Linked DNA regions of Homo sapiens: region 2 is linked to region 1. A link is an interaction called in ENCODE POLR2A ChIA-PET data of the cell type or tissue named here. Cell type or tissue: Panc1. All regions are shown on one strand. Links, peaks and the distances in the headings refer to the core of each region. The heading gives the core; the rest is flanking DNA.

Evidence for each region. ChIA-PET counts read pairs that join two places held together with the same protein. Peaks named below come from ENCODE experiments on the same cell type or tissue, not always from the same donor. Only the 100,000 strongest peaks of a DNase experiment are listed, where the experiment ranks them.
Region 2: POLR2A ChIA-PET joins it to region 1 with 6 read pairs; 2 of 35 experiments call an interaction of 5 or more read pairs at or near these places.

What each region holds. Positions count from the first base shown.
Region 1 is chr10:45,450,063-45,455,446 of GRCh38, forward strand. It overlaps MARCHF8 (membrane associated ring-CH-type finger 8), which reads right to left. Exons shown (of 8, transcript NM_001282866.2): 8 at 4,523-5,384. LOC102724323 (a long non-coding RNA gene) reads right to left here and starts at 3,059. Exons shown (of 3, transcript NR_120674.1): 1 at 2,978-3,059; 2 at 2,782-2,878. In Panc1, for the core only: no CTCF peak of the experiment used is centred there; no DNase peak of the experiment used is centred there.
Region 2 is chr10:45,504,432-45,509,815 of GRCh38, forward strand. All of the region lies in intron 2 of MARCHF8 (membrane associated ring-CH-type finger 8), which reads right to left. LOC105378286 (a long non-coding RNA gene) reads left to right here. Exons shown (of 3, transcript XR_945919.1): 2 at 5,105-5,285. Among named protein-coding and RNA genes, the nearest start is that of MARCHF8, 28 kb to the right of the region's middle. In Panc1, for the core only: no CTCF peak of the experiment used is centred there; no DNase peak of the experiment used is centred there; H3K27ac peaks cover 3,369 bases.

The DNA of each region.
Region 1 (5,384 bases), core at 119-5,118:
ATCAATGGAACAGAATAGAGAGCCTAAGAAATAGACCTTCATAAATACAGTCAACTCATCCTTGACAAAGTAGCATAGACACTACAATGGAGCAAAGATTGTCTTTTCAACAAGTGGTGCAGGAACAACTGGATATCCACATGCAAAAACAAACAAACAAGCATGAATCTAGATACAGACCTTATGCTCTTCACAAAAATTAACTCAAAATGGATTATAGATCTAAATGTAAAATTCAAAACTATAAAATTCCCATAACATAGGATAAAATCTAGATGACCTAGGTATGGCTATGACTTTTTAGACATAACACCAAAGCCATGGTCCATGAAAGAAATAATTGGTAAGTTGGACTTAATTAAAATTAAAACCTTCCGCTCTGCAAAAGACCACACTAGGAGAGGGAGGAAATATTTACAAAGACACATCTGATAAAGAATTGTTACTTAAATTATACAAAGCCTTCTTAAACTTAACAGTAAGGAAACAATCTGATTGAAAAATGGGCCAAAGACTTTAACAAACAAAAGAAGATATACAAATGGCAAGTAAGTATGTGAAAAGAAGCTGCACAGCTGGGGGGCGTGGTGGCTCACGCCTTTAATCCCAGCACTTTGGGAGGTCAAGGCGGGCAGATCACCTGAGGTCAAGAGACCAGCCTGTCCAACATGGAAAAACCTGTCTCTACTAAAAATATAAAATTAGCTAGGCATGGTGATGCATGCCTGTCATCCCAGCTACTTGGGAAGCTGAGGCAGGAGAATCGCTTGAACCCGGAAGGTGGAGGTTGCAGTGAGCCAAGATCGCGCCATTGCACTCCAGCCTGGGCAACAAGAGTAAAACTCTGTCTCAAGAAAAAAAAAAAAAAGCTGCACATTCTATGTTATCAGGGAAATGCAAATTTAGAATAACGCAATAACAAGATACCACTACATACATATTAGAATGGCCAAAATTGAGAACACTGACAGCACCAAATGTGGAGGAGGATGTGGAGCAACAGGAACTAGAGAGAATGCAAAATGGTATAGCCACTTAGGAAGACAGCTTGGCAGTTTCTTACAAAACTAAATATACTCTTACCACACAATCCAGCAATCACACTCCTTGGTATTTACTTACATCCCAACAAAAACCCTCATATGGATGTCTAGAGCAGCTTTGTTCATAATTGTCAAAACTTGGAAGCAACCAAAGATGCCCTTCGGTAGGTGAGTAAATAAATAATATCCAGACAATGGAAATACCATTCAGTACTAAAGAGAAATGAGCTATCAAGCCATGAAAAGGCGTGGAAGAAACTGAAGTGTGTATCACTAAAAGTCAATCTGAAAAGGGTGCATAAGTTTCCAAAGATATGATATTGCAGAAAAGGCAAAACTGTGGAGACAGTAAAAAGATTGCCAGGGGCTAGGGCAGTGGGAGGGATGAATAGGCAGGGCACAGAGGATTTTCAGGGCAATAACACTACTCTGTATGACACTATAATGTTGGATACATGGCCAGATCCACAGAATGTAGAACACCAAGAGTGAACCTTGAACTATGGACTTTGAGTGATGAGGATGAGTCAGTGTAGGCTCATGGATTGTAATAAATGCACCACTGTGGGGGGGGGGGGATATTGATAACTGGGGGGCTGTACATGTGTAGGGACAGGAGTAAATGGGAAATCTCTACTTTTGTTACCGGTGGAGGGTGTACCGCATTTTGAACAAAAAATTGGACAAAACGCACAAAGCAAGGAAAGAATGAAGCAACAAAAGCAGAGATTTATTGAAAACGAAAGTACACTCCACAGGGTGGGAGCAGGCCTAAGCAGGTGGCTCAAGGGCCTGAATACAGATTTTTCTGGGGTTTAAATACCCTCTAGAGGTTTCCATTGGTTACTTGGTGTATACCCTACGCAAATGAAGAGGATGAAGGGAGGTTACAAAGTTATTTACTTGGTGTAGAAAATTAGGGTTTTTCCCTTTTATTTAGTTGTAGGAAGCCCTTAGGTTACCTGCCTCCAGACCCTATTCTCCTGCCTCATTTTATTCCTAATTTTGTTGTGAACCTAAAATTGCTCTAAAAAATGAAATCTTTTAAACAAGAAAATAAACTTATAAATTGCAAATATGTGTCACTTACATAAAAACAAAGAATTAGTGTCCCTACATCAGGAAAAAAACACCTATAATTCAATGTAAAAATGCAAAAAAGCCAAGAGAAATGGCCAAGCCATGGAAATTCACAGAAGTAGAAATAGGCAGTAAATAAACAATGCTCAATTTCATTTATCTGAGAAATGGAGAGTAAAACTTCAGTGACATACAAAGGAGTAACAATCATTTTAGGAACAATTTTAAAAATAACACTTGTGATGTGGCTCAGGAAAGATTCATATTCTCACTGTAGGAAGGTAAGTGAATCATTTTAGAGGTCAGTTTTGCAACTTAGAAGATCAAATGCATCTACCCTTTTTCTACTTCTAGAAATGTATCTTCAGAAGTGCCCCTCCCTCCCTCACACACCCCCAAGTGTACAAAAATAAATGACATGGATGTGGACTGCAGCCTTGTTTCTAATACCAAAAATCAGTAAACAACCTAAAAATCTGTATCCATGAGGATTTAAAGAAATCCTGCATGAGTTAGAAAGAATAAGGTAGATGCCTGGGTTCTAACATAGAAAATATCAAACTGGTTGTTAGATGAAAAAAGCAAGTTGCAAAGTGAGGTAATGTGTAAATGCAGTAAGCAAAATACATCATATATATAGTACTTTCTATGTATTTACCTATATGAGCGTGATGCCTCCAACTGCATAGCTGTGGCTCCGGGAGCAGGACCTTGTAACAGAGCCTCTGCCCCTGACTGTCCTGAGGGGCCTTTCCCTGGGAAAGGAACCAGGTTTGATTTTCAGTCTCTTTTGTTATCACCATGCTGACAGCTTTGCTTGTCATATGCCTTTCCCTCCGCTGTACTGATTTTACCTTACAGAAGCTCTCCTTAGTGCTTCATCAGACACTCCCTCTTTTCCAAAGAAAAGACAGCCGCATTCCATGGTCATCTGGTTGAGCTCGAGGTGAGCCCCAGGGATCATGTGCCTCCCACCAGGCTGACACCCCAGTGGTGAGGAGTTGCCCCTTGGCTTTTTCGAGGCCAAGCAACTCAGAGGTGTGGCAGGATTGCATGTCACAGTGGCACTTCCAAGGCCCTGGAGAGTGACTCAACGCCTCTGTTATTAAGATGTCACACAGGCTGTGCAGCAACAACTCTAGGGACACCCTTCACACTGACAGAGTTGGCAAGCTTTTCCTATAAAGGGGCACACAGTGAATACTGTAGGCTTTGTAGGCCATACTATCTGTCCCAACAATTCAACTTTGCCCACTGTAGCTGTGAATCAACCGTAGATAATATTAAGTGAATGTGCACTGCTGTTTGCTAATAGTTTATTGACAAAAACAGCTGCTTTTGAGCAGTTTGCTACCCCGACAGAGACTGTGGGGAGTCCCTGGTGGCAGCGAGCTACAGGCAGCCAGTACCCCATCAGTGTGGCTGGTTCCATCCTCTCAAGCCTGCCTGCACCCAGACACTGTCGAGTGTGTCTTCAGAAAAACTCCTAAAATTCCCCAAAAGCACAGTGGCTCCCCGAGAGCCACCTCCCTCACCTTCTTACAGGGGCAGGTTCCTCTTCCGGTTCCACCCTCCTCAGCACGGAGCTCAGGGGCCATCCCCACCTCCTCTTGGCCGCAAGCACAGACCTTCCCACACAGGCTCAGCAGCTCTGCGGGCCTGTCCCCCACCTGGAGCTGCAGGCCTCCACTCCTGGGGACAGCTGTGACCATGGCTCTGCAAAGCAGCCTTGTGCCTAGCTCCCAAGTCAGCTGGCAGCCCAGAGTGGAACAATTCTGTGGATCACCTCTGAGACAGCAGCACATCTGGGCAAGCCTGGCTTCCCACCCCTCACCTCCTGCAACCTCTGACCCTTGCCATGCATGTGGTAGGGAAGCTGCAACCAGGCCTCAGCACTCCCAGACCTGTGGGCGGTTTGCTGTCTGAGGATCGTGGCACTGCCTTCCCTCAGAGGCCTTGCCAGAGCCAGGGGATGCAGCGTGGCAGAGCTGTCACTGGCAACCCTGCTGGTCTCCCTGGTGCTTTCTCAGCTGGGCTGTGGGTCAGGACAAATTTCTATGGATAAGGCTGGATCATAATCTAGTGCTCCATGGTCATGCAGCGACAGACTCGAGTCTGCCTTCTCTCAGGGTGGTGAGCTCAGGTAGGAACGGGATGTTTGAAGCAAGCACACCTGTGAGAAATGCCTGTTTTCACTCCCATCCCACACACTCGTCCAGACACTGCCAGCCCACCCCCGACACACGTGTCTGAGGGAGGCTGAGGAAAACAGACACCTCCAGGAGCCGCATACTATTTCCTGATGTGTAAGCCAGACAACCCTGGAAAGGAGGTCAGGGAACCGGAGTGCCTGCCAACGTCCCCAGCCTCCCTGCAGCAAAACACTCTCATGGCAAAACTCCTTTTTAAAGAAAGGCTTTATTGCTGCAATTAGACATCCCAGTGTATAGCACAAACCCCCCTGTACAGAGAATTATTCAAGTGGTAATACTGAGAAACAGTGAACACACACAAAAGAATACAAAACTAGACATTTAGATCACTAGAAACTTTCTAAGGTAAGAAAAATTTCAAATGTGAAGTGCCTTTTAGAAACTACACCACACATGCCAGTGTAAATTTGGTTTAACAATCAATTTCTATAAACATTGCATCTAACTGTGCACTGATCAACTGCACAACTTCAACAATTACTTCCAAGACAAAGATAAATGCTTTTATTTCCCTATGTTTTGGTCTTTCCTTGGGCTAGAGACAGAAGCTGCATGTTTCAAACCAGATTCAAAAGGGAAAGCACTTCAAAACAGAAAGTACTTCAATTGTGTATTTGCCTTCAGCCACATCCAGAGACTTGTGGATCTCACCCGGTTGGTCCCAGCCCTTCTCCAACCCTGAAGCCCACAGCAGGGGTGCAGAGGCAGCCCCAGATCGTGCAGACATCACCCGAGGCTCCCAAACTGGCCCAGCTGCCTGAGGCCTGCATGCCTGTGGCCAGGTAGGACACATGTGCAGGTTTGAAAACTAGGCCTACAAGACTGAAGAGTGGACTGAAGCAAAAAGGGGAGAAACATTAGAGGCCTACAGTAGGAAGAGACCTTTTATAGAGTTTTCAGGAAATTCTCACAATAAACTTGGGCACAAAGACCAAATTGCTGAGGCCAGAAGCCTGCTTATGGTACTGTGACTTATGGGGAGTAGAGGCCAAATCAGAGAGGGCTGGCTGGTGATACCCCAGACCACTTGCCTCTTCCCCTTCCCTGG
Region 2 (5,384 bases), core at 92-5,091, 54 kb after region 1:
GAAACTCCGTCTCGAAAAAAACTAAGATCCAAAAAATAACCTATGATGTATAAAACACTGTGCTATACACCTTGTTTTTTCTCCAGTGTTTTTTCTGTATAAGCTAATCAATACAGGACACCAGCTATCTAATTACAAGCCATTAGCACAAAGCTAGCACTGGATATTGGAAATTTAAGTGAATGGACACTCACTCAGAATCTAACAACAAAACACCATACAGTATGAATTTCATTCTTATACTGTAAACATGGTGAATAAATATAGCCAATTTTCTTTCTAGATGGTGTTTCCTAAATTTAAAGAGGATACTAATGACTATAATCAGAGCTAAGGATGTCAAGATTCATGTTCGCGTATCTGGCATGTTTAAAAGAAAAATATGCCAATTTGCTGAAAATACTGTCACTTTTAGCACTAGTATTTCCCTTACTGCGTCCCTCTTCCTCCTGAGTAGGGGCTTATACTGAGTGGCCAGAGATCATTAACAATTCCGACATTCTACAAAGGTGGCCCTACATTCTGCATTTCTACTTTTATAAGAGACATAAATTTCATTTTATTGCTCATTTCGAGCTGTTAATTATATATACAATTAAGCACTTATGCCTTCTTGCCTTTAATCAAGATCTCACTGTTCAAAAAACAAGACATATTATTAATCCAGCTACTCCTGAATAAGAAAGAAGGATTGCCTACTTCACAGCACAGGATCAAGACCCGCCTTGATGGCTCCCTCCATGGCTCAGTTTGTCCCTATCACAAATCAGAGTTTCCAACACTATTCTCTCCTTTACCTTCCCCTGAAGAGCCCTAAACTTCTCAGCATTGACTTTCAGTAGGATTGGGTCCCCACTCCCAGTCCTAGGGGTAGACACTATCCTAAAACAATCCCTGTGGCAAGAGACTGCCTGACTTCACTTGTATCTATTAAGCCAATTTCACATATTAGGGTCTGTTACTTGCAACTACCCAGTTGCTATCGCCAAATTCTGTTACAGTTAAGTTGCTATCCATTTATTTGTTTTTAATCAATACCACAGGCTTGTAATTAATGCCAGATGTGATCTAGTTACTGTTTAAGCCAGAAAACTTCTGTTTCCCAGCAACATTCTACCCCTACTTTTTCCCACAGTGACTGGTTGAAGAACAAGATAACATTAATTGCTTTAGGCCAATTAGAGCCATCTGGAGCTACAGGTGATTCTATCCTATTCAAACCACATGGCTGTGAAATTTGGGACCTCCAACAAATTATTTCCCAATGGGGATTCGGTTTTATGGTCTGGCCATTTTATAAAAATCTCTAATCTTTGTGAATGGTTTAATGGGTGAGCAACTATAAATAGTCTGGTTTGTTAGTTTTTTTCTGTTTGTCTATTTGTCTGTTCTCACCACGAATCAATTAAGAATTCATGCTCACTGGGAAGAGAGCAACTCTTTGACACGGACTGATGAGTTTTATAATTCTGTATTTGCCATGGCCCCATAGTTGAAATTTCAGAATTGAAGTCATAAACTCTTTCCGCATCTGCGTGTCTATGTGTAATTCAGAAAGGCTGTTGTCTTTCAATGTGTGAAGGTGCAATAATTTTCTACCTCAGAATGGGATTAACAAATTAGATTATAAAATCTACTACATTATGAAATCTCTTAAAGTAATATATTCTGATTTACTCATAGAGGTAAATAAGTACATATATAAACAGAATATTCCTAAATTTCCCAGAAAATAAGGAGGTTGAAGATCTAACACTTTCAAGAAACCAATTATTGAGCTGTATTAAGAAATCAAGTTCACATAAAAAAAGCAAATCTTTGGAAATGGGACCAGTTTAATATTTATGGTTTAAAAGAAACAGTTGTATCTTTACTGATTTATCAATATTAAGTATAAGCATAGACTTTTATTCTATTTGGGTACGTCATTCATAAACCTATACAGGTTTACTGATTGAATAAACTAGCGTTACTTCTACTTAATGTCTAAGATTATGGAAAAGGTAAATTTGTGTTCAACCAAACAAAATCATTATTCTGATGACCTTGTATTTCAACAGTAATTATGTCTTGCAATATATCAGCTTGAAGACAAATTTCCAAGATCTTTAGGAAACTTAAAAACTCGAACTGGTATCAATTTGAATTAACTAATGAATATGCACTCAATACTGATCTCATTTCTAAGTAAGACTGAATATTGAGACATTTATAACTAAGCATAAATTTAATATTGTCACGCACGTCCATGTGAAGAGACCACCAAACAGGCTTTGTGTGAGCAAGAAAGCTTTTTAATCACCTGGGTGCAGATGGGCTGAGTCTGAAAATAGAGTCAGCAAGGGGAGTTGGGGTGGGGCAGTTTTATAGGATTTGGGTAGGTAGTGGAAAATTTTCACTTCTTTTGTGATTCTTCAGTTGCTTCAGGCGATCTGGATGTATACATGCAGGCTTGGGCTCAGAGGCCTGACAAATATACTTGTTTCTTATTTTTATATGCTACAAAGAGGCTATGTCTTTGGCTCTTTTAATCAGTTAAATGTGTTCATTTTTGCCACTCTTGAGACTTGTACACAATGAAAGTGTACACACAGTTAAAGTTGTGTTAGCTCTGGATGTTAGCTCTGCTAGTTTGCTAAAACAGTGGCATGCAACAGCTCACAATTATCCACTCCCTAGTTTTCTCTGTGTAATAAAAGTTACTTTGGCTAAAAGTTATCAATAACATGTGAATGAGACTACTAGAACAATGGTGGCAGGCAGGTACAACACTACGTGTGAGGTAGTAGGATGGGTTTTGTTTATTAAGGAAAAAAAAATAGTTTTGTCCTAAAATAAAAGGGCTGGTTGTTCCAGAACGAGAAAGAGGGTTGTCTCAGTCTGTTCGCATTACTATAAAGGAATACCTGAGGCTGGGTAATTTATAAAGAAAAGAGGATTATTTGGCTCATGGTTCTGCAGACTATACAAGAAGCATGGTGCCAGGATCTGCTTCCAGAGAGACACTCAAGAAGCTTCCCATTCATGATACAGGGAGAAGGAGAACAGAGATTACAAGGTGAGAGGAAGGACGACAGGTCAAGAGAGCAAGGAGGGAGGTGTCAGGCTCTTCTTAATATGATCTCAGAGGAACTAAGTGAGAATTTATGCATTACCCAGAGGAGGGCATTAAGCCATTCATGAGGGATCCGCCTCTATGACCCAAACCCCTCTCAGAAGACCCTACATCCAACATTGGGGATAACATTTCAATATGAAATTTGGAGGGGACAAATATCCAAACTACATCAGCTGTAAAGGACAAAAATTGATATAGAAAGTTGTAGAAGATTTGAGAAAAGATAATTTTACTTGCCTTGGCCAAAGTTAGCTCAGTTTTGAAAAAAAAAAAAAAAGATTTTATAAAAGTGCTTGTAGTTCCTGTAGTATCAAATATTACACTGATACAATACTGGAGTTTGGTTTTCTCTGTTGAAATTAGAAAATTTTCTTGGATTATTGATCTGCCCTTAGTAAGAGATTGTAAGATATCTGCTGTATAAATAACAAAGATTCTGTTTTACCAAAATAGTTTTCTGTGCTTTTCATGTTGATTGTACAATGTCCTTGATTAAATATTTCTCACTTATGAAAGAGCCAAATGCTTTACAATCATGTAACCTTCACTTTATTTTCAAATGTTTGGATGTCACTTTGAAATGAGTAGGAAAGTATTTCTCAGGCACCTATGATCTGATTCCTAAGTGTTGAAATCTCCTGGTAACTTTTCATTTATGTCTTTACAAATTCAAATCCTAAATGTAAAATAAAATAAAAAATTTGAGATACTTTTGGGACTAAAACTGTCTCTGAGATTTATAAGAGGGCCCATGAAAGAGGACAAAAATTTATTCTTTCACAGTAAAAAAAAAAAAAAAAAAAAGTACTGGAAACAATTGTGTTTGTTACTATTGATGAAACTGCATGGGAGGAATTAGCAAATCAGAAGAGATTTGTCAATGCTCTCACTGTCATGATTAGTTTCTATTTATCAAAGTCCTGATACTCTGCACTGTATAGCTGTTATCACTCTTATGTTTTAAAATGTTAACTTGGTTACAACTTCACTTTTCAAATGTGAATGCAGCATCTTCTGGGCCAGTGGTTTTCAATTAAGGATTCACATAATTTACTATGGAGATGGAGTTTCATTAATATACAGAAGCTTAGGACCCACTCCAGACTTACTAGATCTTTTCACTTGATATTCTGGATACATTATTGGTACATAATATCTAGGATTATTGCTATATTTCAAGATTCATTTCTCTGTAAAGTTTATGCTCATCTGCTTTTATAAATCAGATATAATATTACATCCTTTAACTATAGAGTTCATTATTACATTTTAAATTGTTTAAAATTTTTTTATTGACTTTATTATCTTGTTTTGCATGTCACAGAAACCAGATTTCCTTGTCAGTTATATTTTTCTCAAACTCTCATCAGATCCTTCATTTTTTGAAAATGATCAGTAAAAAATTAACTGCAGCCATTTTAAATGTTTTTATCTGCAGACATCTATTTGTTGCTGTTTTATTCTGATGTTTCCCTCAGAGCCTTTTCAATCAGCTACAGGCCAGAAGGAATCAGAACCCCATGGAAAAGGGCTATGCCAGGTACTTTGGGGCACAGGCTTCTAAATGACATTGCTTAAACAACTTTCAGACCATACCAGTGGCCTAAGTCAGAATTTCCAGGACTCTTATGAGGAAGCCGATGGGTTGATAATACTACTAACCCCACATCCAGTGGAACAAAAATTAACTAGATATGGCTGAATGAGCTAATGAGGGATGACTGTAGTTTTTGTCTGGAATATTGTTGATGCTGTTTGAATGTATTTTCCAGACATATAAGGAAGCCTTTTCTCTTTCTTCTTAAAGCTATCTATAACTCATAACTTAGTAGACTCTGCTTTTGTATACTGAAATGAAACACTTGTAAACATCTTATTCTCCCTGCTTGAGCCCTCCAAAGTTCAGAAACGTAATAAATATTCTATTTTCAGGGCAATAAAGTTATTTGCATAGATTAAATAAGAATCTGTCCTCTTTTTTACTAGGACATAAGTGGAAATATTGGTTTTGCAACTAAACTCACATTTGAAAATGATGCTCATTCAATCAAATATGACTAAACACTTTTAAGTGTTCTGGAACTAAGGAACTAAGACTGCCTTTACAGAGTCATCCTTACAAAGCCTTCTTTGGAAAAACTGGCTTACAGAGTTCCCAGCCTTGCAGGTGAGTAAGAAAAGCCACTTCCTGGGAGGCCCATGAGTCTTAGGATATTTTAGGGACCTCAAGAAATGAGGAATTCTTATAAATAAAACAGGTGAAATC